3 separate regions of the Homo sapiens genome follow, and all the other regions are linked to region 3. A link is a loop called in an ENCODE intact Hi-C map of the cell type or tissue named here. Cell type or tissue: Calu3. All regions are shown on one strand.

The links. Hi-C counts contacts between places; a loop is a spot of excess contacts. Peaks named below come from ENCODE experiments on the same cell type or tissue, not always from the same donor. Only the 100,000 strongest peaks of a DNase experiment are listed, where the experiment ranks them.
Region 1: it touches region 3 in a loop (21-fold over the local background); 59 of 110 quality-filtered maps call a loop at or near these places.
Region 2: it touches region 3 in a loop (12-fold over the local background); 93 of 110 quality-filtered maps call a loop at or near these places.

What each region holds. Positions count from the first base shown.
Region 1 is chr9:17,528,536-17,536,535 of GRCh38, forward strand. It overlaps a transcript of CNTLN not described here. Among named protein-coding and RNA genes, the nearest start is that of SH3GL2, 47 kb to the right of the region's middle. In Calu3, a CTCF peak has its summit at 3,323 (motif pointing right); a DNase peak (open chromatin) is centred at 3,306.
Region 2 is chr9:17,807,192-17,815,191 of GRCh38, forward strand. No RefSeq gene overlaps it. Among named protein-coding and RNA genes, the nearest start is that of SH3GL2, 230 kb to the left of the region's middle. In Calu3, a CTCF peak has its summit at 3,995 (motif pointing right); a DNase peak (open chromatin) is centred at 3,990.
Region 3 is chr9:18,209,393-18,217,392 of GRCh38, forward strand. It overlaps a transcript of ADAMTSL1 not described here. Among named protein-coding and RNA genes, the nearest start is that of ADAMTSL1, 260 kb to the right of the region's middle. In Calu3, no CTCF peak of the experiment used is centred here; a DNase peak (open chromatin) is centred at 4,029.

The DNA.
Region 1 (8,000 bases), 680 kb before region 3:
ATGTAATATGGTATCTGGGTAAGATTCTGCAACAGAAGAAGGATATTCGGTAAAAATAAGGAAATCTGAATAAACTATGGATGTTGGTTAATAAAAATACATCAGCATTGGTTCATTCATGGTAACAAATGCTCTGTACATTAAAAAATCCAGAGCAAAGCCCTACTTCCTTAAGCCTTGAATGCTGTAGTAAGTCCTTTCTGACACATTCTTAGTGAGATGTCCCATGAAGTGTGTTCTCTCTCAATGCCACGTGTAATAACACAACTCCAGGTGTATTTATAGTGCTCTTTGGCATTGGCAAAGCCATGATTCAATCAAATCCATGATGACCCTTAACAGGCTGACAGTGGGGAGTTTTAGATTTATGTTTTCTGAGAAGAAATCCTGTTTTTGGCTTAGTGTTGTTGTTCTTATTTTTATTTTTTAAACTTTTATTCAAAATATCATGCTCTTTTTTAATAGTATAGATTCTCAACAAGACTAAGTATTTCTCTAATTGACCTCAAGATGGCAGGCTTGAATAAAAGATATTTCCATTTTAAAGTTCTGGGCTTCTCAAAAATTCTCTTTGAATTTGGAATTACAAATGAATGCTGTTTTCCTCACTCTTTGTAGACTTTTTTTTTAAGTATCTGTTTCTTTTATATTTGTTTTCTTAATTGTCTCCTAAAGGGTTATGACATTTTATTCAATTTTTTTTTCTTAGAATATCAAAGACAGTCATAAGAATCTGGAGATTATCTTCATTCTTTAAAAAAATGATGATAAATGGAAGAGGTACATTTAGGCAAATGTTGTCCTAGGATGAGATCAGTGATACACACTCCTGTACTGCCTCAGGAGAATGCTAAATTACTATTATTTTTTCTTTTTTTAAAAAATTTATTTTAAGTTCTGGGATACATGTGCAGAATATACAGGTTTGTTACCTGTGTGTACCAAACACATATACATGTGCCGTGGTGGTTTGCTGCACCTATCAACTCATCATCATCTAGGTTTTAAGCCCCGCATGCATCAGGTATTTATCCTAATGCTATCCCTCCCCTTGCCCCCTACCCCGCTATAGGCCCCGGCGTGTGATGTTTCCCTCCCTGCGTCCTTGTGTTCTCATTGTTCACCTCCCACTTAGGAGTGAGAATATGTGGTGTTTGGTTTTCTGTTCCTATGTAAGTTTGCTGAGAGTGATGGTTTCCAGCTTCATCCATGTCCCAGCAAAGGACATGAACTCAGAGAAGGCTAAATTATTATTACACTTTAATTGCAAAAAGGCTTGCAATAATCTAAGTTACCATCATGCATCTACGATAATTTTATCCTGGAGTTTTGGGAGATGAATTTTATGTACTATATCAGCAAGTCGTTGAAAAAAACAAGCTAATGTGGGAACTCTAACCAGTGGTTCCATAACATCGTCGTGTCTAAAATTCTCCCATAGTAAGTAAAACAATATTTTGATTCGATTTGGTCTTTAAAAAGTATGTCACATATTCCTTCCTTCTTTCTCCTAATTTTATTAGAAAAAGCAATATAGTATGGTAGTTAAGTACATAGGCTTTAGAGCCAGACAAACTCAAGTTCAGGTCTAATTCAGCCTCTTATTTGCTGCTTCTTTCTTCTTGGCCAGGTTGCTACTTAACCTCTCTGAATCTCATCTGAAAAGTGGGTATAATATTTCTCATAGGGTTTATGAATGGAAAGCACTTAGCACAGTTGAATAAATGACAGGCATTATTATTATTTGGGGGAAAAGAAGGAAGGGTGAAGTGAGGAGTATCACCAAACAATACTGTAAATTGTGAATTACAGCTCCAAGGAGATTAATAAAATTATATGGATTTTTAAACTGTGATAATCCATGAAAGCTCAGAAGACCCACCTTTCCATAATGATCCCACTAAGGATTTGCTGTGAAATTCAAAGCAAATTATCTAATGACTTTAGGACTCAGTTTCCTTATCTATTTTCACAGCATGTCCATGACCACAGATGTGGGTCAAAGGCCAGAAGGAATTTCCTGAACGTTCTGTTCTTTATAAGACCCCTCAGACCCTCAGTCAGTTCTGAAATTAGGGTGAGGGTTGGGTCATTGGAAACCCCAATAGTAAGCCTGATTGAAAGCCTCACCAGCCCCACAGGACTGGGGTTCAGAAAAGCTTCAATTTAATTTAGAACAAATAGAGTGTTTACACATCTAATGATAACAAATTTGCACTCATTCATAAACACAGACACAGTTTTTTTTTATTTTGAGACGGAGTCTTGCGCTGTCTCCTGGGCAGGAGTGCAGTGGCGCCATCTCGGTTCACTGCAAGCTCCACCTCCCAGGTTCAAGTGATTCTCCTGCCTCAGCCTCCTAAGCAGCTGGGATTACAGGCACCCGCCACCACGCCGGGCCAATTTTTTTGTATTTTTAGTAGAGAGGGGGTTTCACTGTGTTGGCCAGGTTGGTCTCGAACTCCTGACATCGTGATCCACCTGCCTCAGCCTCCCAAAGTACTGGGATTACAGGTGTGAGCCACTGCACCCGGCCACAGATTTCTCTTATATTCATTATAGAGCCTTGAGGCCTTACAGGAGTAAAGAAAGATATTGGTTTGTTGAGTGTACTTGGTGACTCAGCTTAGCTGATGTGACATGTGCTGAAAAGTGAGGAAGATACTTCTAAACCTAACCTGGACCTTTGGGCAGCAACTGGTGACAAAAATTGACACAGGATTTACAGGAATCTAAGGAAATACCTAAATACCATTGAGATCTACCTGTTATTTTTTACTTGAAGTACGTGCTTTTGGTGAATAGAATACATTCTCTACCCCATCAGATCTCTCACCAGACATGTTAACTAGTGACCAACTGATGGACTGGTGGTTAATTGCCTCTGTCAACCCCCAGAGCAGAAAATGCTAAGAAATAGCCAAGAGCAATGTAGCCAGAGGAGGACAATTAAGCCTTTGTTTTAGAAATTTGCCTGAGTAGTTTTCACTGGGAATTAGGGGGACTTTCTTTTTTCCAATTAGTATCCATTTTGAAATATTCAACACAGGGCTGAATACTCAAAGCAACCCCTCGGATTACCCAATCCTTACTCTCAAGTTTGTTGTGTTCCAGGTGTTTCGCTGTTGCCTTAATTTTTAGGCTCACTATTCTGAATACCACATTTTCGACCCAGGAAGACAGTGAGAATTCACTGAACAGTGAGCAACGCAAGCAATTTTTACTAAAAGTGAAAGAGAAGTCAAGAAAGCACCACCAGGGTGCTGTTCTTTTCAAATAAAATACACGTGTCAATAACAGCAGTGGACACCGGGGGGCAGTAACACACAACATAGGCAGCCTTTTTTTTTTCTTTAAATTTTATAATTAAATTGCATAAATTAAATAATGGTTTTCCAAGTTTCCACTTTGAAAAAAGAATTTCCCCAACAGTGTCTGCTGGTCAGGAGATACCACGCAGAGATACATGACTCAAAAGGTTGTCTTCTGGATCTTAATCAGAAGATCTGATTCTGTTTGTGAATCCAGTAATATTGCCGTTTTACATCTTTGACTTGAAATTAGGACAGACTATCTTTTTAAATTGGCTTTTACTATTTTCTCTCATCTCATGGCAGAATGACCAAAAGCTATATATAGTTTTTTTTTCTTGTTTTGTTTCTTTATTTGAGATGGAGTCTCACTCACGTCGCCCAGGCTGGAGTGCAATGGCGGGATATCGGCTCACTGCAATCTCCGCCTCCCGGGCTCAAGTGATTCTCCTGCTCAGCCTCCTAAGTAGCTGGGATTACAGGCACACACCACCACACCCAGCTAATTTTTGTATTTTTAGTAGAGACGAGGTTTCACCATGTGATCCAGGCTGGTGTCACATATAATTTCCTATATTCACGTTTGTAAGTCAGCCCTTCCTAGTTTGAGAGGACAGACTAGGCCCTGGGGTTGTGTGCAGTCTTTCCCTGGCCATGGTGATGGGCTGGAGTGCAGGGGCCGGGGGATGGAGCTTCTGCTTAACAATGGTTTTAGGGCCGCGGTCATCTTGAGGCAGGTGTGGCAAAGGCACCCTGGAGAGGAGAGGTGAAGAGACCTGGAGGCGCCAGGGGTTTGAGAACAGATGGAGAGCAGGTGACCCTGGAGCTCACCTTCCTCGGGGCAGGGACAAGAGGAAGGCCACATGTGCCCCTGTGCAGAGCCAGCTCCCGTGGGACACACAAAGGCATCCACACCCTAGGAGTTTCAGCTTTTCTCAAGTACCACCTCCAGCCTCATCACTCTGCCAGCTGCTCCTGCTTAACTTGTCAGACTCTAGGGACCTATGGCAAGAAGATCACTGGACCAACCAGGAAAGGAAAATACTAAGGCTTCAAACTTTTGGAAAGCTACTGGCCATACTTTTATGGAGCACAGAAGAAAAACAAATCCTCAAGTATCTGATGCTGTTTAGAAATAAGTATAAACTGCAGTTCATCCTTAAAAATAGCTAAATAATAACAGCTGACTGTATATAGTGCTGAAGGGGGTTGGCCACGGTTCTAAAGTCATTTAATTCTTATAAAGACCCCATGGAGCATGTGCCATAATTATCCCAGTTGGGGAATCTGTGGTGCACAGAGGCTAAATGACTCAGCTAAGGACGCTTGAGCTTTTAAGAATTGGAGGTGGGATTTGAACTCAGGCAATCTGGTACCGGAGGCTACACTCTGAACCATTACGCTCTGATGCTGGCAAAATGAGAAATGCAAAGTTTCCTCCTGTAAATGAAAGCAAAGCAAACCCTTACTCTGAATTTCTGTAACTGGATTTGGAGTTAAGTTACTTGAATACATATATGATAAATTGTCTGAATGAAAAATGCTGTTTTACATGGATACCTAACTCATTTAAAACTTATAATGGGATTTTTGCCTTTAATTATTCTAATTCCACTTCCTGGTTACAGATACTTAAAAAAAAAAAAAAAAAAAAAGCTTTTTTACCCCTCTACTGGAAATCAAGCATCCCTAGAGAGAAATAGCGTCTTTTTCATGACCTTTTTTAGCACTTGGCATATTTATCATGGGGTCTAACTCAGAGAAGGTATTCCATAAATATTTATTAGCTGCTTGTACAGCTTTAATAACTATTGTTGCTTCAATAAATATTCATTATGGGTGAAAAGTACATCTGCCAGGAGCTCTTGTTTTACTATATATCATAATAGGAAAATAAATTTATGAGTTTCTAAAAGATGGAAAAATTTATGAGCTAAAATATATCTTAATCACTAATGTATTTTTAAGAATCTTTGATAGTTTCTTAAATTGTTAATGCATCCAAGAGGAGAGGGAGAAGTGGTGAAATTATGTAAATAACAAATTCAGGATTCTTAAGAGAAGACGGGTAAGATTATATGATAGACAATAGGCTAGGCATTTTTATAATTACTTTTTTTAGCTTCTCAGAAATGCTAAAAGGCTATTATATTGTTCCCATTTTCCAGATGAGGAAGCTGAGAGTTAGGGAAGTAACTTCCTTTCCAACTAGTCAGGATTTGAATATGTCTGGTTTCAAAATCCACACCCTTTCTATTATACATTATATCAATCAAGAATTCATTCTATAGCAATAGAACTTGTTGATGGTGGTTTAAAACTGTGGGATTTATTTTCTCACATGAAAGGTAGTGTGGAGACACCTGGGCGTTGGCAATGGCCCAGTGTCTGGGTGATGTCAGGGCAATGATACTGTGATGTTCTCAGCCTTTCCTCACGGTTGCAAGACTCAAGGGAGGAAGATGAGAAGGGGAAGTAGGCCCTCAAATCCAAAAACTTTCTTAGGAACCTCACAGCAGATTTCATTTATATCCCATTGTCCATAACAGAGTTAAGGAGGAGGATGATAAAGAGTTGGACAAGCCAATGATCAGTGTCTACACAATCAGGTTGTGATGTTTGATAGTAGATTCTTTTGATGTTGTCTCTGTAGGGTAATTGTTAAATGATCAAGCAGTTCCTCTGAGCTCATCTCCAGCGGGTACATTCTGGGTCAGAAGAACTGAGTTTTCAAGTGCATCTCGGGTATCTGGTCACTTTTGCTTCTGCCAACATAGTCTTGTCCAGTGTCAGAGAGAGGACATGCTGTTAAGTGCTGCCACTTTTCATGTACTTCCTACAAGTACCATGTCTGTAGCTCTGTGCTGTAAAACTGGGGCACTGGGTTTTTCTACTTTCTGATTTTTGGGTTTCAAATAGAAAGAGCATCAGACAAGGAGTCAGAAGGCTCGGATTCGAGTCCAGCTTTGTTACCCGTGAAGTGACCTGAAATAAATCCCTTAAGCCCCATGGACTTTTATCTTTTTCATCTTCACAGGGTGGTGATAATATTCTTGGCTGTTTGTCAGGGTTGCAGAATGTACTAGTAAGCACTCTGAAATCACCGAGGTCTTATATAAATGAACGTGTCATTACCGTTATTAGGTCCAAAGGGGCCCTCTGGATCCAAGCACTGCAGTGACTATCTTGGATCTTGAGGCTGTAAGATCTCAAAGTCTGGAGCCTCTGTCATCCTTATTTCCATTTCCTGAAAACTAGCACAATGCCTGCACTTAGTGGCAACTTATTAAATGCTTATTCAATGAGGGAGTGAGTAGGTGAATGACTGTATGCATTTTTAAAAATGAATGAAGCCCAATCCTATGACAACTGAATTCTGGCCCTTTGGCTCTTCCTGTGCTCTTGCATGTCTATCTGCCTGCTGGAGGTACTGCCTGAATGGCCTTCGCACAGCATCCAAAAGTGATTTTACCTCCAAGGTACGGTAGCTCTTATCTTCTGCTCAAAGCTGTAGGACTTCCTATTCCTGCCACCAGCATCTCTCTTCTCCAGTCCCTGGGCATGCAGTTCCAGATTTATATTTGTCTCTTTGTTTCCTCTCATTCTCAACATCCTATCATTTGGCAAGCCTCTGAACAGTATTGTACTTCTGCAATATTCAGGTGTGAGACAGACTTCAGCCACCACGCAGTATTGCAAAGAGCTGCTCCTGATTGTGAGACCCTCTCTTCTTTCATAAGGTATTGATGCAGCTGTGGCAAAGTCTGACTTTGGTCACAGGGATGGCTTAGTCGGGCCCTTGCTCTGAGGCAGAGACTGGGCTGGATGCTCTCGGAGAGTCCTAGCCTGTCTTAGGGACCCTGCCTGTGTGGATGTGATCCTTCATGATCAGGCATTGCCAGCAGCAGACTTGAGTCTACATTTTCTCAACTAAAGAGCCATGGGTTAGACAATGATACCATGTGTTCAGATAAGGCACTGAAGAATTATATGCTCAGTTTGGATTGGGGATTCCTTTTCACTTTCACCGTTTGTAAAATAATCATCTTTATTAAGATTTAATTCACATACCATTGAATCCACTTATTTAAAATGGATAATTCAGACTTTTAGCTGTTCACAATATTGTACAACCATCACTACAATAAATTTTAGAACACTTAAATCACTTTACCCCCTCCCACCGAAAAAAAAAAAATCCTTACCCATTAGCAGTCATTCCCCCTTTCTCTTCCTGTTCCCCAGCACCCCTGCCCCTAGCCCTAGGAAACCACTAATCTACTTTCGGTCTCTATGTATTCATCTTCTCTGGACATGTAATATAAATGGAATTTTATCCTATGTGTTTTTTTGTGACTGGCTTCTTTCACCTGGCGTGATGTTTTCAAGGTTCGTCCTTGTTGTGGCATGTATTACTAATTCATTCCTTTTGATGCTGAATAATATTCCATTGTATGGACATGTCGCATTTTATTTTATCCATTCGTCATTGATGGATATTTGTGTTGTTTCTGTTTTGCGTCAATGATGAATAATAATGCTGCTTTAACCATTGGTGTATAAATTTCATGTGGATATGTTTTTATTTCTCTTGGGTAGATATCTATGAGTAGAACTGCTGGATCATATAGTAATTCTATGTTCAACCTTTTGATGAATGGTCAGACTGTTTTCCATTGCAGATGTACC
Region 2 (8,000 bases), 400 kb before region 3:
ATTCAAGTTGAATTCCAAGTACTTTGAATACAACCCTAGGTGTCACTCCAAACTTCCTTGCTTTCTGGTGAGGTGAGAAATACCAGGCTCCTCTGGTAGATTTCTTACCCCAGAACTGGAATTGGCCATTTCTTCAAGGAGTCTTGTTTCTGTTGAGTAGGAGGTAGAATTTAAAGACCACAGCCTAGGTGCTAGGGTGTTATTTTATTTTCGGAATGAGCAAGAACGAGAAGTTATTCAGCTACAATTAACATAAGTAATATGTAAGCGATGACTGGTACTAATTCCATGAAAAGGCCCTACAGATTTTCAGAAAAATTGCAAGGTGTGTTTAAGTACTTTTATGACGTGCCCCCTCCCCTATTATCTTTGGAAGGTCCTTGGGGGCTTCTCAAACACACAGGCTGTTCCTCTTCAGAGGAGCTGACACTGAGGTCTACTGATGGGCCTATGAAACTGCCGATCATGTGAGATATGCTAAGTGAACAGAGAAATCAAACTGTGCTTTCAAATATAAGCCTAAAATTGGAATCACTGGGCCAGATGCTTCAAATTTGAGGCACTGATTTGTGTGAGCAAGCTGTTTCTCACATGGGCAGCCCTATGTAATAGGCCTCAGGAGGGCTAGCAGCAAGGATCTATTTATTTAACGAAGGTTAAACATTCACCCAAGCAGTGTGGGATGCCAGCTGGTGGGGAAGCTATCACAGAGGCTGAAAGGCTGTATCATCCAATCTGTGTGTTCTTTGTGCAGGTGAACTCTGCAGAAAGCTAAATTTGAGTCTGTGTGCTTACAGCCAGTTGTTAATTGTAATGTTCAGTTTCACCATGCACTGATAGCCAGATGCAATGTTTTCTGCCATGGGGCCATTCCTACCAGGAGGTCTGGAATGCACCTTTCCACTAGTCAAACTCCCCCTTCCCTGGACATTGCTGGAGGCTGTTCAAGTTGTATAAAGAGCAAGACTCCTCTTTATAAATGACTTAACTCCACCACCTCCCCCTTTTCTCTTAAAAATATGGCATTTTATGCATTTTATGATGCAGGTCTGCTACATGGTCTGGGTCTTTAGCTGGGGGAATTTTTGCTTGCCTTGTACCCAGCATTTGTTTAAATGCATGAAGACATGAGTGGCCCTTGTCCACACATCTGAAGAAGTTTGCTGACTTTGCTTTCCAAAATTGATTCACTTTATTCTTCCCACCTGAAGATAAGCAGTGGCATCTCCAGAAAGAACATCTGACACACAGAGATGATTGGCTTTTGGGTGAGAACATCAAATTACAGTTGCATATTTGGGTCTTATGAATATGGAGCCACCAAATCCAGCTGATAGTCAGAAACTGAGATAGTATGATGTATCATTTTCTGGCTCATGTTCAATGCAAATCTTAAGTGGTGACAATACCATGTTTCAAAGTCCCTCTTACTAGTACAAGCATGAGAAAATATATCCATATGATGTTTTTATTAAGGAGTTTGGTTATAAGATTTTATCTCTGGGGGAACACAAAACTTTGACCTTCACCTCACCTTCTTCTTTTACCTTTTCTTTTATGGGGGGAGAGGGAGCATATTTGGGTCCAAAAAATGACACAGATAGGCCACCATAAGTATGAATATAATGATTTTCTGCATATGAGGAGGAGGCTGGAGGTGGAGGGGGAAGGGGAATTCTAACCTGTATTGTGGACTCAGTGGCAGTACCCTGGGAGATGCTGGGTTGTGTATATGATAAATCCTGTGATAGTTGCTCCCAGGCCTATGGGCTCCCAGTATCTCCAAAGCAGATGGGCCCTGTAGACTGAAAGAGTGAGCATCTCTGTGGTAATCACTGTGGTTAACAACTGGAGTGCTCATCCAGATGTTTTGATGGTATGCTATGACCCTTCGTAGGAGAACCCCAGTATTGAGTGGGATCGAATTTTCCACCCAAGAGTTGGAATTAAGTGGCTTTGGAAAGAACTGTGATCTGAATTTGTTTGCAAGGCTTGTGCCTACAACTCCCTCCTGAAACCTCAGGGATCTTATGTCATCAATTATCACCTGTCTCCCCTCTCTCTGACCCACTTCCTCTGCTGGTTTTCCTCTTCAATATGTAAATACATTCAAATGTCCCACATCTTGAAATGATACCTTCACCATGCGTTCCCTAACTGTCCCTCAATCTTTCTCCTCCCTTGCATAGCCATCTTCTTGAACGAAGCATCTACTGCTCATATCCATTTCATCTCTCCAACTTAACTGGCTTCTGCTTCTGTACTCAGCAGTCCACAGAACTGTCCTGGTTAAAGGCACCAAAGTGTGGTTTCCTGACCCTGTTTCACTGAAGTGGGAAGTTTCCATCTGGAAACTTTGTTACTTTGCCATTGGAGACGCTTCATTCTTTGCTTTCTCCCTCTGCTGTTTTATAGTCTCTTGTCTCTGTGTAGCTTTCCTTTCTGTCTGTCTGTGGGTATTGGTCATTGTGAGGGCCTCTCTCCACACCCTTTTCTTGTCTCCTTCTCTGTATATATGTTCCCCAAAGAGTGACCAGGTCGACTTCCATAACTTCAATTACCATGTACACATTAATATGTTGAAAATCTTTCTCTTAAGTCCAGATTCTCTGATTTTCATATATGAAATTCAGCTTCTTTAAATTCAGTGTGTAAACAGAATTCATCATTTCCATTGTGTCCTAAATCTAATTCTCCTCCTCAATTGTGAATATCAAGAAGTGACCCATCTACCTACCTCATTATTTAAGCCCCAAACTTTGGATTCATTCTTGACTCCTCCCTTCATCTCATCTTCTAGTTCTCACACGAATGACCAAACTCTGTCCATTCAACTTTCTAATTATTTTTTAGATCTCTCCCTTTTGTTTTATTCTTAGGTCAGACCCTAATCTCTGCCTTTCTCCCCCATCCTCGCTTATACCATTATAGATATCCTACTTGGTCTTCTTCCCTCTTGTCTTGCTCTCTTTCAATTCATTCTCTGCTTGTTTTCAGCCTGATCTTTCGGAAATGCAAATTTCATTGTGTTACATCCTTGCTTAAACCTTGCACTGGTTCCTCACATCAGAGAATGTGAGCATATCAATGAGTATGCTTTAGCTAAAAATAACAGAATACATAACTGGGAGTGATTTAAGCCATAAGGGTTATTTTTTCTTTCATAACAACAAGGACAGAAATAGGTGGTCCCAGAGGTGGGTGGTTCAGCAGCTCTGTAATGTCACCAAGGACTGCCGGCCTCACAGTGTTAGTGATGCTGCCATTCATGTTCACCGGAAGGCTGCAACAGCAACAAGGATCACCTCTTTTCACGACAACTTTGACAGGCAGATTGACATGATGTGTCGTCTCCATGGGTGTCTCCTCTTTTATCATCAAAGAAATTCTATCTCAGCCATCCCTCTGGCAAATGTTCCCTTATATCTCATTGTCCAGAATTTGTTCACAGGGCTATTTCTAGCCATGAAAGCAGTCAGGAAAGTCAGTACCTGGCACATTCAGCCACCAACAGGAAGGCAGACCAGAGGGAAAAAGAAGTCAGGGGACGGTTGGTGAGTGGGCAACCAAAAGTAATTGTCACAACTTTCAATTCCTGAGGTTCTTTCTCACTTCCATGCCTCTCCATCTGTGGCCCCATTGCCTGGAACGTCACTGCCCATCTACACACCCCTCCGTTCACATGGCTCACTCCTACCCTTTTTCAGTCCTCAGCTCAGGCACTGCCCCACACCCCTGCATGCTGGACGAAATGCCCACCTGGTGTTCTAGATGGCATCATTTGTCCTACTCTACTGTAATTCCAAATTTCTCTTCCTCGTACTAGTCTTCAACCCCCTTGAAAACAGGGACTGAATCTTTCCCTCTTTTATAGCCACAGCTCATTTTCTTTGCAGGGACTAAAATATTTTTTAATAATCCCGTGAATGGATTTGAATATAAAGCGGCTTCCTCCGTGAATTTTTCCCCATGGTTTGTTAGCTATCAATAGCCAGTAGAGGGCGCTGTGACCTTTGGCTAGAATGCCCTTTAGCTGTAGTTTGATTCCTGTAGCATTAAGCTGGCTTTTATTTTTATTTTCTCCGAAAGAAGTTCTGATTTTTAGTTTTTTAATCAAAAGATTGAAATAATGCAATAGTTATTTTAGAAATTTGAGTTTTTTTCATCAAAAGATTGAAATCATGTATTAGTTATTTGAAGTTATACTTTGTATAATGTAATGTATCCGTGGAGTATTCTGAGGTCATTCAGAGTTATGGCAAACGTTCAGAATCCTCTGAAGTTTATTACTCAAATGATGTACTCTTTAAGTTCTCCTCCTTAGGCAGAGTGGCTGCAGCTGCTGAGTTCTTGAGAATAGCTGAAGTGGTCCGAAGAGCATCATCTGGTGTCTTAAAAATGTACGAATTTTTTCACTTGTTCAAACACTGTTTCATTTCCCCACTTTGTGGGAAATCACTTAGGCCAGGTTGGCCTAGGATGTTGTGTGGGCAAAAGTGGGTGTTATTTCAGGACTGGAGGGAGAATTGGTCTGGTTTAGGAAATAAGGACAGTGTATCATTCACTCATTCATTCAATCTTACATGCATTTGATAAACACTTGAGAAGCTGCTACCTGCATGGCATTATTCTAGGCACTGGGTCGCAACAGCTAAATGAAGCAGATTAAATCTTTCACTTCATGGAACTTACCTTCCAGGGAAGGAGACAAACAGTTAACTAAACACATGTATAATAAAATGCCAGGAAATCTGGAGACAAACAACCAAATAAACAAATGTATCATAAAACAACAGGAAAACTGTGGAAAAAAATAAGACACAGTAAGGGGTTAGAGGGATGGGGAGGGTGCTGTTTTAGGTATGTGCCATAGAGGAAAGAACGTTCCAGACAGAGGATTCAGCAAGAGCAAAGGCCCAAGGCAGGAGAGTGCCTGGCAAGTTTGAGAGATTCCAGAGAGGCCCCGGGAGCTGGAGCCAGGGGTGTGAGGGGCATGGTGGGAGACGAGATGGGAGAAGTAGGAGTGGATGACGAAGGGCTGGAGGGTCCCCTTAAAGACTGGGATTTTCTTCTCGATGTGATGGGAAGCCATGGGAAGACTTTGAGCAGGGGAGTGGCTTGATCTGATTTACTTCTTTAAAAGAATACCCTGCTGACTGTGAGAGGGGGTGGTCAGCAGTGAACGACTGGCCAGCTGGGAGGCCAGTGTGGGGGCCAGGCCAGAGGCACTGCTGGTTGGAACACAGTAGCAGTAGTGGAGTGGCACACAGTGGTCAGATTAGGCTGCATTGGAAAGATCTTAGAGTTGCCAAGATTTTCAGTGGATTATATAGTGTGTGTGAGAGAAAGAGAGTTGCCAAATCCAGAGTCTCCATTTTTTTCTTTTTCTTTTTTTCTGAGGATGCAATTTAAACAGAGGCCAAACCATTCATCCATCTTAAGCTCTTCTGCACCCTAACAGCAAACGTAGTAACAAACAACTATTGTTTATGTTGTCGTTAGCAATGAGGATCTCTGATTTCAGACAATAGGACTGCAGAATGGAGATGTCCTTCATTGCTCTTGATTGACAGCTATCTGTCAGTCAGGTCTGGATGATCTGCGGGCATTACACACACATGAGCGACCTGCCCATACCTTCAGTGTCCTCTGTTTTCTCTCATGCCCTGCTGCCTGCTTTTTTTTTATCTGGAACAGCAGCATTTCATTTTGTTAGCTGAAGCAAACCACCTTTTTAATGTTCATCTCTGTAACACAGAAAAGAACATGTTCTATCCTTTCTGATAAAGTGCAATGAAACCTCAGTGTGGCATTTGTTATTAGTGCAGGTTGGCCAAATCCCTTGATCAGGACTGATTATAATACTTTTGAGTCCTGTGCCTGTAATTCAGTGAGCTGCACCCAGTGGCGCCTGCAAAGAAAAAACAGGCTCGCCTCCCCCCGGCAATGGAGCCAGTAGGAAAAGAGCATAAGATCCAGTCATAGCCAGGCGCGGTGGCTCACGCCTGTAATCCCAGCACTTTGGGAAGCTGAGGTGGGTGGATCATGAGGTCAGGAGATCGAGACCAGCCTGGCCAACATAGTGAAACCCCGTCTCTGCTAAAAATACAAAAATTAGCTGGGCATGGTGGCATGTGCCTGTCATCCCAGCTATTCGGGAAGCTGAGGCAGGAGAATCGCTTGAATCCGGGAGGCGGAGGTTGCAGTGAGTCGAGATGGCACCACTGCACTCCAGCCTGGGCAACAGAGCGAGACTCCATCTAAAAATAAAAATTAAAAAATAATCTAGTTACTTCTTTTATCAAAAAGAACTCCCAATGTATAGACATGAACCTCATTAAAAATTATGCCCAATACTTTGGGAAGAATATTTGTGCAGCAATTCATAATGAAAAAGCCTGTCCTGGCCAGGCATGGTGGCTCACGTCTGTAATCCTAGAACTTTAGGAGGCTGAGGAAGGCAGATTTCCCGAGCTCAGGAGTTCAAGACCAGCCTGGGCAACACGGTGAAACCCCGTCTCTACTAAAAATACAAAAAATTAGCCGGGCGTGGTGGCATGCACCTGTAGTCCCAGCTACTTGGGAGGCTGAGGCAGGAAAATTGCTTGAACCTGGGAGGCAGAGGTTGCAGTGAGCCGAGATCATGCCACTGTACTCCAGCCTGGGTGACAGAGCGAGACACTGTCTCCAAAAGAAAAAAGAAAAAAAAAAGGAAAAGCTTGTCCTTCAGTGTTCCTGAGTCTCTCACCTTCTCTGCTGCTCCCTGCCTGTTTTGGGTCCCCTCCTCCTATCTTCCTTATTTCCACAAGAGCCTCCTAATTGCAGTCCCTGCACCCGCCACCTGTCTTACCCAGTCCTTCTTTTTTAGAAACTCCTGTTGTGATCTTTTGAAATCGTAGGTTTGATAACATCACTGTTCTTCTCCAAAATTTTGCCCCTATTGTGTACAGAATAAAGCCTGAACATTAAAGTCCTTCATCATCTGGGCCCAATTGCCTTTTAAATTTGCATCTTCTCCCATCCCATCTTTCAACCCTCTGTTCTATGGACAATATACACCCTCAGGATTCCTTTAGTACCAATGTGAATTCAAGGCTTTGCTCTTCTCTGTGCTGTTGCTTCTGTTTGGAATGCTCTTTCTTTTTTCCCTAGGAAACTCCTTACAGATCCTCCAATGCTCAGCTCAAAGCACCTCCTCTGTAAGATCTTATACCACTTCCCCATGTCATTTCCTCTCTATGAGGTCATAGCAGTTTCTAAAACTTCACATGCCATTATCCTAAGCAAATTAAGGCAGAACAGAAATAGATACTGTATTTTCCTACTTGTGAGTGGGAGCTAAATACTCGGTATGCAGGGACACAGAGATGGGAACAATAGGCACTGGGTATTCTGAAAAGGAAGAGGGAGGCAGGCAAGGGTTGAAGAACTACCTAATGGATACCTCATTTACTACTTGGGCAACAGCAACAGGATCATTAGAAGCCCAAACCTCAGCATCTTGCAATACACCCATGTAACAAACCTGCCTTTACCCTCTGAATCTAAAAACAAAACAAAATATCATGTGCGTCTATTATAGTGCAGAAGCTAATAACTAAAGCTGTTATTAAGGGATTTCTATGTGTCAGGGACTCCTTTAAGCTTTTTCTATGTATAATAATATGAATCTATGTCTTCCACTCGAGACTACTTGAGGATCAAGTTTTGCTTACATTCTGTAATGTTTCAGGGCTTAGTAATATACCAGAGGTATAATTCATGCTTATGCATTGTCCACTGAGTAAAGACCCAAAGATTTTGTTTTTGCCTTTGCTGGTTCTCAAGCACCTCCTGATGGTTGTTAGAATTCCCATAAGAATTCTGAGAAGACTTAAAAAAAAAGTCCTTTTTCACTAAGATGAAGTTTGGGGATGCCTCACTTTATAAACCATGGGCTATGCCTCAATTCACCACAGAGGATAAATCAAATTACCTCCTCTCCTATCAAGAGCACTTCT
Region 3 (8,000 bases):
GTTATCGAATCAGTACCTATCACCCAGAGCTATGTGAACACTCATTGGAGACCTATTATAAATATTTAGACCATGGAACCAAAACGCAAACCCTGCCTAAACTCTGTGTCTAGATTTAGTAAATGGAGCTTAATTTTATAAAGCTAAAGGGAGGTCCCGATAAACTTAATTCTTGACTCTAAGTAAACCACCTGAATTCAGTTTAATTATCATAGCTTTTCTAATTAACAGGTTGATGATCTTTAAGAAATGCAAGTTTTAGCCTTGCTGATTTACTTTTTCTGATTGAAAGATACCCTTATTCATGTAAACACACCTCCAACTAATTTTTGCTGGGTAACACTTACTTCTCTCCTGATTATTTCCTCTTTGTTCTGTTTGAGTGACATCATAGTGGATAATTCATTTTGTTAATTGGTGACTTTGGTGGGAATTGAGTAGTACCTATACCAGCTTGCCTGTAGACAGTGAAAAATCATAACTGTTCTCTGGATCTACCTGTGTCAGATTATCTAGGCTGAGGATCTCAACAATAGATGTGCCTTGCCAGTACAGAATGCATGGAATAAGCACATTATTTCCCATATGTTATATGTATGTTTATGTCTCTGTTTAAAACAAAGTCTGCTTTATAAGTGGGCTACATTGCTATCTCATGTTTACCTTATAAAATGACCTTTGTTTCTGATGCCTTCCTTTTCTTTCCTTCACCAGCCTCTTTCTCTTAACATAATCACAACCAGGTAATGTCAGTCCCCAAGAGAATGAGCACATACATAGACTTTCCAGCTAATACTCCATTTTCTTTCTTTCCTTTCTCTTTCCCTCCAAATATAAAGTATAAATATAAAATATAAAACATGTCAGAGTTTTTAATTAATACTTTAATTAAAATTTTAACTCATTCATTAAAATTTTAATTAATTCATTAATAAGAACAACTTTTAACATATTACAACTAGCTTTAAATAGAAGTCAAAGAACACACACATATACGCTAATATTATATATTATTATATATGATATATATTAATAAATATATTATGTATGATATATTAATAAATATATATTAATTATATATGATATATAAATAAATATATATTAATTATATATGATATATATTAATAAATATATATATTAATTAATATTACCAGGAATGCTAAGATGGATTTGTTAGTAGATGAAAAAAATTATTAATATTCCTATGACAATAATCATTGCATATTCACCAAGATTCACTTGCATTTCTGTGGATAAGAATCATTGGCATTACTGTCAGTTTTCTATAACTTACAGGGTGGTAAAACAGCTCAAAGGCAACGAACAGCTCTGGCAGCTTAGAAGGGTATACTAGGCAGGACACCAGTAATTTTTTTTTTTGCCTATCTTAAAGTCTTTCACAATATCTCCTGATGCTCTTTTCTTTAAATAGTAATTGAGTGCCTGGCCAGGTATTATGCAGTAATCAACCACAGAAGTAAAATTTGTCACCATAGAGTTTAAAGGCTGTCTAGAGACAGAGACATTAGAGAAACACACAAACAAATGTATAGTTACACATTGTGATAAGTTCTATTAAAAAAAAAAAGGTGACAGAGGAGAGAAGCGACAAGGTGGGTCTGAGGAAGTGATATTTAAGCCATATTTAGGATGAGCCACAGCTGGCTGGACAAAGAGAGTCCCTAGACGACCTCTCTAACCCTGGAGCACTATTTAATGGTCCCAAATTTTTAAACACTCCTAATTTATTTTCTATCTCCTTTTCCCAAAAGCAATACACAGTCGCCAGTTTTCACACTTGCCAATTCCACTTTAAGAATGGTTTTAACTTTTTAACTCCATGGCTCTTTTTGTTAACTTCTAGGTCAGTGTTCTTTCAAAAATTTTGTGATCGTGACCACCCAAACAGTAAGAAATACAATGGCCCCCCTCCATTTTTTCCCTATTCCATTTCATTCTACAGATGTGAGTCTCAAGACCCATTTAATTTCATAAACCAAATGAACAGCCACCTACAATTTGAAAACCATTGTTCTAAAACAAAAATTTTATCTGTTTATTTTTGTATCTCTGTTATAGGATTTCTTGTTTAAAAACAGCAAACAAAACAAAAAACCTCTCTAGGACTCTCTTCTGAGCTCTGTCCTCTACTTCAGGGACTGAAAATCTTCTGCTGACAGACCACATGTCCCCACTCAGCCAAATTGACATCTGTGGGGAAGTACCTAAATCAATATCCAATGTGCCTTCAGTTGCAAAAATGTGGCAATCCCTTAAAAATCCTTCTTTTATTTTAGAAGAGAATTTCACCGTCCCTTCAGCATCTGAAGCTAAAGATACCTTCCATGTAATTTTATATTTATCTGTTTCCTTTACAAAACTTTGCACTTTACAAGTATTGCTTCAAATGTTCCATTGAAAATCAGATAGTGAAACTTACACATTCCCAAAGCAAAAATGTTGGAAATGTTTTTTACATTCTTAGGCCAGCCCTCAACAACCCAGTTAAGCTACAAACTGTGGGACTTCAAGTGCCCCTGTTTTCATGACAGTGTTTCTGCAGGAAGTGCATTTTGATTTTGACTTAGTATGCCAGGAATGAAAGTCTCATTCAAGGACAGAACCTGGGACTCTCCTAGGGTTGTATGAAAAGCAGTTAAGAGAAGAAACAAGTCCACTGTGACCAGATTTAGGCACCAGAAAAAATTCTGGAACCAAATCTGGACAAGGTGTGTGTATTAACGTGTATGTATTTGAGTCTTGCGCCCATGTTTAATCTACCAGTTCCTGAAAAAAAGGAAGACTTACTCCTGGTCCCCTTGAAGAAGACTGATTGCTTTGGGTTGATTGAACAGCAAACTCAAAGTCTCTGTGGTAGGAGGAAGATTGACGTGTTTATGAACTTTATGACCATGTTTGACCTCCTGGGCCAATGTTTCTTGTGTGACATGACAAAATTCCAAGTGTGTCCATAATTTTAAACACTGAAAAGGCTTAGGATAGATTATGTTCAGCAAATGTATTTATGACTAGTTTGATTTGACCAAACATATAAATGAAACAACTTCATAGAAAAAGTAATATTTTACTTGTCACTATGTCAAACAGCCAGATCTGTAGTGCTGGTCTTGGAGAAGACTGGATTGGCCAGGCTGAAGTGTAGTTTTAAAAGTTGTTGTTGTAATCACCAGTAAAATCCTATCTTTGCAATTGCATGTGCAATTGCAAATCCATATGCAAATTGATGTTGGGCCGTTGTAAAAATGTATACATTTCAAAAGTATGAGAGGCTACTACATCATAGCTTTCCCACAATGTGTAGTTAGAGTTTGAGTTGTCTTCCATTCAAAGGGAAGACAACTTCTAGCTCTAGGGTGCCTTTTGCCTTTTTGGTGTGGACGATAACCCTTAGGTCACACTGAGACTAGGTAAGATGTGCTTCAACATTCCCCACAAATTTTTTCCCCACAATGGTCATAAGATTGTAAAGATTTGGGAGAGAACAACACCTGAAAGTCTTATTTTAATTTTACCTTTTGAATAGAATTTGCAGTTCATTGTCCTAAATGCAAATTACTAGCATTTTGAGATGTGATTTATAATGGGAACTTCTATCTTTAGCCGTTAGTGTATTGAACATCAACTCAGCCTGACTTAATGCAAGACTTGACCATTTTATTTTTTGGCAGAAATTCTCATGAACGCTCACACCAAAAATTCACTTACCACATGACTTGAAAGAAAGAAACTGTAAGCTACAAGCTCTGCTCTTCCCTCTTTCCCCTCCTTGGAATTTATTTAATATCTTTTTCACCTGATTGGATGGTACACTATTAAACTGCTAAAGCCAGTGAGATTCTTGTTCTTTCCCCTTTTGTATTCAGGGAAAACATATTTGTAGGATCACGCTCTTGATTCATTGGAACTGTGATGATAACGGACATTTTCAGGGATTGAATTGGTGTTGGTATCCTTCGGAGAACAAAACACTGTGTTCCTGGGTGAGAAGACAGTCCTAAGTTGCAAACTCCCAGCGCCCTCTAGTGTTGTTTTCCGTTAGAACTTAGTGAGAAGCTAAACTTTTGCCTTTGAGATGATGCTGAAAAGGTGATTGAGCCTGGGACTAGGTATTAGTGAGCTCACACTAAAGCATAAAGGTGTCTTTTTGTTTTCTGTTACTTCATAACTGTAACTAGAAAATGAGGACGTTCTGTGCTGCTGTTTCAGAAATCTATTTCTTTGATATATCTCTATAGGGAATTGACGGTTTTCAAGATAGCACATACGGAAACCTCAGAGATAGAGGAAGTTGTACCTGAGAGATCTGAGACAGAATCTGAGTCCAAATAATTTTTTTTTGTCCTTGAGACAGAGTCTCGCTCTGTCGCCCAGGCTGGAGTGCAGTGGTGCGATCTCGGTTCACTGCAACTTCCACTTCCCTGGTTCAAGCAATTCCCCTGCCTCAGCCTCCCGAGTAGCTGGGATTACACGCCTGGCTTGCTTGCTTATTTATTTATTTATTTTAGTAGAGATGGGGTTTCACCATGTTGGCCAGGCTGGTCTCGAACTCCTGACCTCAGGCAATCTACCCGCCTGGGCCTCCCAAAGTGCTGGGATTACAGGCATGAGCCACCGCCCCTCGCCCAAAGAAATTTAATTGTAATTTTAAAATTTTACGTATTTAGTGTATTTTTGTTGTAAGAACAAAGTCAACTCTTAGTGATCTGTAGGCTTATTTTTCATGGTCAAGTTATCACCTGTATTTTCTTCTCTTTCTAACAGCAGTATTCCTCTTTTCTCTCCATCAATAAACCCAGAATTACATTTAGAAAATATATTTTAAAAGTTTTTAAATTAGATAAGCATAGTTATAGTACATGTTATCATAAAATCTCTTCGAAATTCAAATACAGTTTATTTTCAAGTAGCTTATTTGAAGTTATGTAGTGTGTTTGTTATTAGGATGTATAGCCTCCAATTCACCCAAAGCAATGATATTCTTTGGAACAATTCAGAGATGATGTACTTTGTTTTCTGAATCTGTCTAAATATGGAACATCCCAAGGAAATACATTGAAATTGACCTTAAAGCTACTTTTTGACATCTGATGGCGATGCCAACTAAATGTTACTAAAATGTTTAGATTAAATTTAGAAAAGATATACTACAACAATTATGTGATATAACAACAGTTCCACAAAGAAAGAATTGATAATAGTCTTTGCAGAAGCTAACTTTGAATTTGTGTATCCATGGTCATTTAATGTGAACTGTTGTTTGCTATTAATAATGTTTACAAAAGTTTTATTTCATAAAAACCCAGAAGTATCAAAGTAGAGTTACTTCATTTGATAAGTGATTTAAAAATATTTCAAAACATTTTAGAGAAAATAGTTTTACTACCTAGAAAGAAACTAGGAAGCCACACAAAAGCTTTCCAATAAATGTCATGCACTCTATAATGGGAAAGATTTACATGTATGTGACCCTGAATACACTTTCTGTAGACATTATCTTCTGCCCACCGTAGATCAGGCAGTAGTCTTTATTGAAAGAAGATTTTAACAAATTGAGCAACATCCTGCTGTGTTTGGTTTTCTTTATAACTCAGCATTGAAAAAATTGAAAAAACAACAACTAAATTCTTTATGGATTTACATATTACTTTGAAAGAGGGCAGAAGTTGAATGAGATGGCGATTGGAATGGTTAAATTAAAATATTGTTACATTTTGTATAGCCAATATAGTTTATCATTTATGATTATGTTATATTTGAACATAAAATAATACATAAAGTGGCCATCTCTGAATTTATTTTACTGTAATAATTTTGACAGTTCCAGTAGTTACTGCCTCAACATAAAGAAGTTTGTCAAAATTGAAAATACTGAAAATAATCTAACAACTATGATGATTCAAAAAAGATTATCTAATTTAGCATTACTGTCAATATAAGGAAATTTATGGGAAAACCTTAACTATAATAACTTAAGTATTTTATAAAAATGAAGACAAGAAATATTGTATTTTATGAAGTAAACATATTTATGAGTTATATATGTGTTTATGACTCATCTATACATTACTGGCCTGTCAAAAGAACTGCTGACATACACAGTAATAATGAATATCAGTCATCTTTGATGTCTTGCTGACTAGCAATCAAAAAAAATCCCATAGCTGCACTCCTTTTTTCAATTTTGTTGTCATAGAGGTATATTTGTCAAGATGGGAAGGTAGACTATTTTATTTAATGGTTTATTAGCTTGGCTTATAACTTTTAGACTATTTAGGTTTGTGGTGTGAGGGCCCCTGTGTGTTCTGTTTTTGCTGCTCTTGCAGATGCCAAGGCCAACTTGTAGGGAAAGACTCTGGGAGTGACCTTAAAGGCAGGGGGACCAGCTCCTGCTGTCCTCACGGAGAACTCTGATTCACTGCCTTTCATGTGAGACAGCTGCTACAAGAATGAAAGAGACACCACATGTCACTTTTGTCAACTCACCAAATGTTGGAATTTTGGGTTGTCTTCTTTCCAACCAAGAGAGAGTCCATTACGAGAACTGAGTTAGAGCCTCAAACCTTCGTAAAGATTAGGAAAGATTCTGTGAAAAAATCTGTGATGAGTCCTCTTGTAAAACCACCACTCCTGGAAACATTTCCAAATTCATTTTTAAATGTGTTTCCCCCACACATTCCATTGATTACTTGAACCAAGATATGTCTCTAATAAGAGAATCCTCAATGCAACTACATCCAATAATAACAATAATAAAATTACTAGGCTTGTGCTAAGTGAAAAATTTAGGTCCAACTTTTGTTGTTCGTTGTCAAAACTGCTCATATACACCCCCACCTGTGGGTGTGTACTGTTTTGGACAAAGAGTTTGCCTTTAATCTGAGATTGGAATAAGCATGAAGCATTGTGGTATAGTATTTCATAATAAGCAATTTTCAGGTAAGGCTGGAAGGAGAAATTCTGCCAGGTTATAGCTGTTGATCAGGCAGCTTTCACCACAATTCTTTTGCACTTGCAGTAGATGCCTCTGAAAGAAACACAGATGAAAGATTATTGACAGGAGAATAACTTAGCATAGGCATGAGGGGAGAAAACACCACACAGTTTAGGAGGTTGGCAGCAGCATCAAGCTCCCTCTGACAGGTAAGGCCCTAAAGCCAAGGCAGTGGAGCCAGCATAAGCCAGCCCTTACATAACAGATTTGGGCACGCAGCAGTGACATACAACTCTTGCTCTCCTTTTTTTTTTTTTTTTTTCCTTTTCTTTCAAGATGACAAACATTTCATAATTCTCTTCCATTTTCCTTTAGTTTTTTTCTCCTCCCTTCTACCCTGTCCTCTTGGTGAATGCTGACTCTAGACATTACTACCTTTGTTCTTGTTAATTTCAACTTTTTATTCAGATTCCATGTTAATAGTATTGCATGGTAGTTGAGAGCAAAAACGCTGGAGCCACACCAGCTACGTTGAAATCCTGACTTTACCCCTTACCAGCTGTGTGGCCTAAACTTTTATTTGACTCAGTTTTCTGAGTAAAATGGGAGTACTATTTGTACCCTCCCCTCCATTAGATTGTTGGGAGTTGAGATAGGGCTATGAGGAAGACAAATGAGGGGTCAAGTAGAGAATAAAGGACATGAGCTTTAAATAAGTGACCAGGAAGCCCCTCTAGGGAAGGGGCATTTAATCTGGGCTCTAAAGGAAGAGAGAGGGGTCAGTTACTTTATCTCTCTAGAGAAGCATTTTTGTTCTGTTGCCTGCTTTTTCAGTCAGAAAGTTAGGCCCTGGGTTCCACAGAAATGACAGCTAATAAAGTGTTTTTACATGTTCTATCATTATGCTGCTTATTCTTCATAACAACCCTGTGAAGTTTAGATGAGGAGCCTGAGGCCCAGAGAGGTTCCATGATTTGCCCGTGTGTTTTTTTCACTGCATCACTGTTGCTTCCCATCTTGGGTGCTTTCAGGCAAATGTTTCTTGAGG